Regions from separate parts of the Homo sapiens genome. Here region 1 is linked to region 2. Evidence: chromatin loops called from intact Hi-C (ENCODE). Cell type or tissue: Caco-2. All regions are shown on one strand. Each heading gives the region's core, and the rest is flanking DNA. Links, peaks and the distances in the headings are about the cores only. Region 1 has its middle 42 kb from the start of SOWAHB. Region 2 overlaps SHROOM3 (shroom family member 3).

Evidence for each region. A loop is a pair of places that touch in the nucleus more often than their neighbours do. Peaks named below come from ENCODE experiments on the same cell type or tissue, not always from the same donor. Only the 100,000 strongest peaks of a DNase experiment are listed, where the experiment ranks them.
Region 1: it touches region 2 in a loop (2.5-fold over the local background); 3 of 110 quality-filtered maps call a loop at or near these places.

The regions. Positions count from the first base shown.
Region 1 is chr4:76,855,007-76,857,930 of GRCh38, forward strand. No RefSeq gene overlaps it. Among named protein-coding and RNA genes, the nearest start is that of SOWAHB, 42 kb to the right of the region's middle. RefSeq lists a silencer at 1-40. In Caco-2, for the core only: no CTCF peak of the experiment used is centred there; a DNase peak (open chromatin) is centred at 1,365.
Region 2 is chr4:76,780,886-76,783,737 of GRCh38, forward strand. It overlaps SHROOM3 (shroom family member 3), which reads left to right. Exons shown (of 11, transcript NM_020859.4): 11 at 1-2,368. All of the region lies in intron 1 of SHROOM3-AS1 (SHROOM3 antisense RNA 1), which reads right to left. Among named protein-coding and RNA genes, the nearest start is that of SHROOM3-AS1, 20 kb to the right of the region's middle. RefSeq lists enhancers at 618-1,817, 857-1,816, 948-1,317, 1,051-1,345. In Caco-2, for the core only: no CTCF peak of the experiment used is centred there; a DNase peak (open chromatin) is centred at 1,176.

The DNA of each region.
Region 1 (2,924 bases), core at 295-2,794, 74 kb after region 2:
CCCACCTCGGCAACTGCCGGCCTCTGACCTCTTGGTAGGCCAGAATTAGAAACCTCTCTATGTCTGAGCCAGTGTAAGTCAGGTTTTCTGTTATTTGTGGTCAAAAGCGTTTCTAACTGACATAAGCCCCTAAAAATAGAAATGCCAGATTTTTTTTTTTTTTTTTTTTTTTAAGAGACGGAGTCTCGCTCTTTCGCCAAGGCTGGAGTGCAGTGGCATGATCTCGGCTGACTGCAAGCTCCACCTCCCAGGTTCACGTCATTCTCCTGCCTCAGCCTCCCCAGTAGCTGGGACTACATGTGCCCGCCACCACACCCGGCTAATTTTTTTTTTTTGTATTTTTAGTAAAGACGGGGTTTCACCGTGTTAGCCAGGATGGTCTTCATCTCCTGACCTTGTGATCCACCCACCTCGGCCTCCCAAAGTCCTGGGATTACAGGCGTGAGCCACCGCGCCCTGCCAGAAATGCCAGATTTTTATAGCTACGCATGTACACACACACAAACACACATACACATACTCAAACTGCTCTCAAGAAAAAATTTAACAAATGAATTACATAATATATGAGTACAGCTGTTTCCTCTCATGACATGCAATATATTTTTATCACTTCAGCTTATTTTGATGATTTTAATAGGCATAACACCTTTCTTTAACAACTAATCACACAGAATCACAGAATTTTAGAGTTGGAAGGAACTTGAGTGATTATCTCATCTAAACTCTCTTACAGTACATATAATGTTAAGAACTGTGTTTACAAATAAGTGAAGTAGTCATGAAAGAAAAAAGTGATGTAACAGCAGGTGCAAAAGCAGTTGAACCCAGGTAAGAGGGTTGTCCAATTACCTCAAGCCAAATAATCAACGTGTGTATTCATGAATGTGCCCACTAAACATTTTCTACAATGTTCTTTATGGTCAGAATCAGCAAACTCTCTTTTTCACAGGGAATACAATAGCAAAACTTTAAAGAAATTTACATTGACGAAGCTGTACCACGTTGTCATGTCAGTATAATGTGGGGGGAGAAGCAAATTATTTGATTTCAGCTTCAATCAGTTTTATTGTAGGCTCCGCCACTTGCTAAGAGTGTAACCCTGGGCAAATGATCTGTCCTTTCTTTGTCTTTGTTCCTTCATCTATAAAACAGGAATGATATCACAGTTACTATCTTACACTAGCTATTATTATTGTTGCAGTACAGTCTACTGAGAAATATGCACTCATTATGTCATAGAAATAGATGTGACTTATTAAAGTATTCTGGCATTTATTGGCCTTGGAATGTCCACTGCAAGGGTTAATAAACTTCGGGCTGTCATGTTCCTCTGAGTCTGACTGGGCCCCAGCCTGCATGCCTTTCCACTGTTGGCAGGAGTCTAGACCTCAGATCTTTGTACTTTGGGGACCTTTGAACCTGAACTTGCAATAAAAGGAGGGCAATTTATTCAAGAGGCTTTATCCAGTTGCCATAGAAACTGATCCTTTTTCCAGCTTTCTTTCCATACCCTCCAGTGCAGAGTCACTAGTCAGTAGGTTTTTAAAAGACACTAGTGGATGCCCTCAGAAGCATCTAAAACACCTAAACTGCAGCCTGAGGTCCTTTTGTAATCTATACAGATCCTTTCTCTGGAACCTGTAAAATGTTGCAACTCTATGTTAACAAACGGAACTATGTCTGTGTCTTAAATGGGGAAATGTTTGTAACCCAAATGTCTATGCCCAGCTGAGTCTACTTGGTTCAGGCATGAAGGCAACAGAAACACATTCCAACTATGTAAGGGCCCAGAAAATCTACAACTTTGTAGTATCCCTGAAAAACTTACTCTAAGACATACTTGGCAAACTGAGAAATAAAATAAACAATAATACATTGAAAGGAAGCAAGTAATTTGATCTTGGAAACAGCTTAGTAGTATAGATTTCTGGGAACATTTCCTAATCCGCTTTGTAAGGGTGCTTCAATCTTGTCTGAAATCTACAATAAACTAATAGGATTTTTTCTTAAAGATAAGTAAGTTCCTGGCTTATTTTCACTAAGCTGAGACTAATAACGCTTCAATTCTAAACAAAATATTATTTGTATCTTATGGCTTTGGGTCAGATTACCCATCTTTCCACACTGTCTCTAAAAATAATACAAATGACGAAGAACAAGTTGTACCAAAAGCACTCTGTTATTCCCACTCTCTGGTCTTTTGCGAGACAAAATGACATAACTGAAATAGCAAGTCAGTCTGGCTGGGGAATCAATACTGAGTCTGTAAATTATCAGCTGCATAGCCTTAAACAAATCACTTACCTGCTCTTTGCCTCAAATTCTTGATTTATCCTTCATTCTACAGCAAAGGGAGACAAAGGGGCTTTCCCAGTTTTCTACAGTTTGGACTCTAGGGTAAGAGGATTTTCAGTAATCAATACTATCTAAAGTGATAAACTGCTTGTATATCCAAAAACAATGAGATGGATTCACATAACTGGATTCCCATCAGATAGAATGCAGAGGGACTTACAGCCTTTCTAATAGTGGGCACAGCAGTTGCAATCCTATTTGTATTTTTTTTTGTAGTTTCTTCAGTGGAAGTGTGTGTGTGTGTGTGTGTGTGTGTGTGTGTGTGTGTGTAATTTGATCTTTACAATTCTCTGAGGAATGATTATCTCTGTTTTTTTCCTAATAAAGAAACAGGGCCAGGCGCAGTGGCTCATGCCTATAATCCCAGCACTTGGGGTGGGCTGAGGCAGGTGGATTGCTTGAGGTCAGGAGTTCAAGACCAGCCTGGCCAACATGGCAAAACTCCGTGTCTAGTAAAAATGCAAAAATTAGCTGGGCATGGTGGTGTGCGCCTGTAGTCCCAACTACTCATGAGGCTGAGGCAGGAGAATCACTTGAACCAATGAGGCCGAAGTTGTAGTAAGCCG
Region 2 (2,852 bases), core at 1-2,500:
TCTTAGGCCAACATGGGAGCCTGAAATTAACTCCATCAGTAACTACCTGTGTGTCTTGCTGATACTGAATGAGCCCTCACAAGCCAAGCCAGGTGGAAGACAGCCAGCAAACGTCTACAGTTATTCTTAGTGAAATTCCTCAGAGGAATCCAGGGGGCTCCCAGTTCCCAACACTCTTCGAGATGACCATTTTTCGGGATTTGACTGGGGAACATTTTACATATTCAGTCTTTCTCAAAAATTTTTATTTATTTTCTTGAGAAAGGGTCTTACTATGTTGCCCAGGCTGGAGTGCAGAGTGGTGCGATAACAGCTCATTGCAGTCTGAACCTCTGAGGCTCAAGCCATCCTCCCATCTCAGCCTCCCAAGTAGCTGGGACCACAGGTGTGCACCACTATGCTTGGCTAATTTTTTGATTTTTTATAGAGACGGGGGTCTCGCTATGTTGCCCAGGCTGGTTTCAAACTCCTGGGCTCAAGGGATCCTTCCGCTTTGGTCCCAGAAGTGCTGGGATTACAGGCATGAGCCACTTCACCCAGCCACTTTTCTAATTTATAGACATAAAAGTAATTGACTCCCACAGCACAGTAACAGGCAATGCTGCTTGGCATGCCACAAACATCTGAAAGCTTGTGACACTCCTAGGATTGTGTCCATTCTTTCATTATGTGGAAACTTTGTTCTGTTATGTGAAATGGGTAAGGCACCAAGTGAGACTTTGAAATCTAATTTTTAGGTGGATGTGATATTTATTGTAATAGGACTTGACCTCTGTACTTTAAAGAAATCACTAACCAAATTTTCAAAGTTTCCTTTTAAATGCGTTTAGCTAGAAATCTATGTATTTATCCCTTTCCTATTTTGCATTCTTCTCCCACTATTTTTAAAAACTCATTTACAGTAGAAACCATTCTTCTTTCTCCCAACAGTATCCTTTGCCAAGACCATGAGAACAGTAAGGAGCATGTTGTTGGTCAGGGTTTCAGAATACGCGTGATGTCACTGAGAATGTTTGCTCACAGTCAATAATTGTCTTTGTGGATGTGATAATTTTGGAGATACACTTCTGGTCAGAACTCAGGTGAGATAATCTTGCAATACTCCAAATGCAGATACTCCAGCCACCCGCAAGGTTCCAGGAAAGGACAATGTCCTGCGAGAAAATCAGGAGGCCTCCACTTCCTGGGCCACTTGAGAAGTTCCTGGGCATGTCACTACATGTTGGTTGACTCAGCCATTTCTCATGCTGTTTTGTTTCTTGCGGTGGCCACTTAACCCCAAAGAATGAAGGGAGGATCCACAGTGAAAGTGCCTGAGTTTCTCTATGAGACCAGATGCTGTCGAAACCAAACATCTTTTCCTTTGCTCTATGGGAACATTTTAGGGTTTGTTTTGCACAGCTGGTTTCCAGACTAGAAGATTAACAAGTTTGGGTCCACCCCTAAGAATCAGTGGCTGTCTTTTAAGGTGAGGAGTGTGGGCTTAACTGAGGTCCTTTGAGGGAGCTATAAAGGAGAAACAACCTGGGACATCCCAGTTTTCCTATTCCTCCACTGTTAATATCTCATCTAAAATAATTCATGAGTTTAAATGGTAAATATATGCTTTAAGCTCTACCTTTAAACTTGTATGTTATTCAGGCATCTCTTATTAAGATACTGGGTCTCTGGATACCCAAGGAAATGTTGGCTTTTTATTCTTATGTGGTTCCAAATTTACTTCTCTTCAGTTTAATTGTCCATGGTAGTGCTGGCTTCATTGTTAGGTTGGAGTTATTATTTTCCTTTTAGAACAACATGAATTTTATTCACCTTACTATTAGAAAAAGGAATAACTACAGCCAGAAATAACTTCATTTCCTACAAGGTATAAAAAGTGGTCAAGTGAATGTGAAGGGGCTTTTCTACACAGGAATATATTATCGGGAACAAAGTATTTCCTGCTGCCTTAACTCTTTGGGATGCATAGGATAAAATGATAAAGACCATTTTAATATCAGAAAGGGTTGTCTTATTAATTTTTAAATAAAACTTCACATTTCTTAATGGGGAGCTCATTCAGAAACTAAATAATGGTTTCTCAAAGTGTGGTCAGGATACGATCTGCATCAGAATCCTTGGAATGCTTGTTAAAAATACCAATTGCTATGACAAAACCAAGTCTGCTGGAAACTGCATTTCAGCAGGTTTCCCATGTTATTCTGATGTATTTTAACATTTGAGAGCCACTACCAATCATCTGTACAGTTCCTACTGTTATGATCACAATAAGACTAACATGAATTTAATAATCTGAATAATTTTTAAAATTTAAATAAACAGAAATTGAAGTTAAATTTAAAAATAAAAATAACCTCAGAAGTTGAAAGTCCTGTCATATTTATTCTATTAGCTATATAAGTTTATACTGTCTCCACTACTTTTATATAATCCCCAAGGTTGTGATACAGATTTTGTTCCCTGTTTACTCTTTTTTAGATCTGTTTTAAACAAGTTATGCACTTATTCAGATTTAATTGCACTAATTATTTTTCCTCAAAAGGAATCAGTTTTATCACACATTGCCAGTAATTTTAAGTTCTGCCCTGACTGAAATTAATCAACTGGCCTTTTCAGTGGGAACTTTACTGATTTAGTGGGAATCAGATTCCTGTTGCTTCATCACAAATGTTATCCTACATATGAGTTAGAACCTCTCCTTGGTGTGGATTTGACAATTTAGCTAATGAAACAAGACTGTGTTCATTTTCTTTGAGAAATGAAAGCAGCTGTCACCCAATTTTGAAACTCTAAAATCAAAATTAGGCAAGAAGAAAGTTGTGAATGAAAAAACTGGCTCATTGATTCCTACT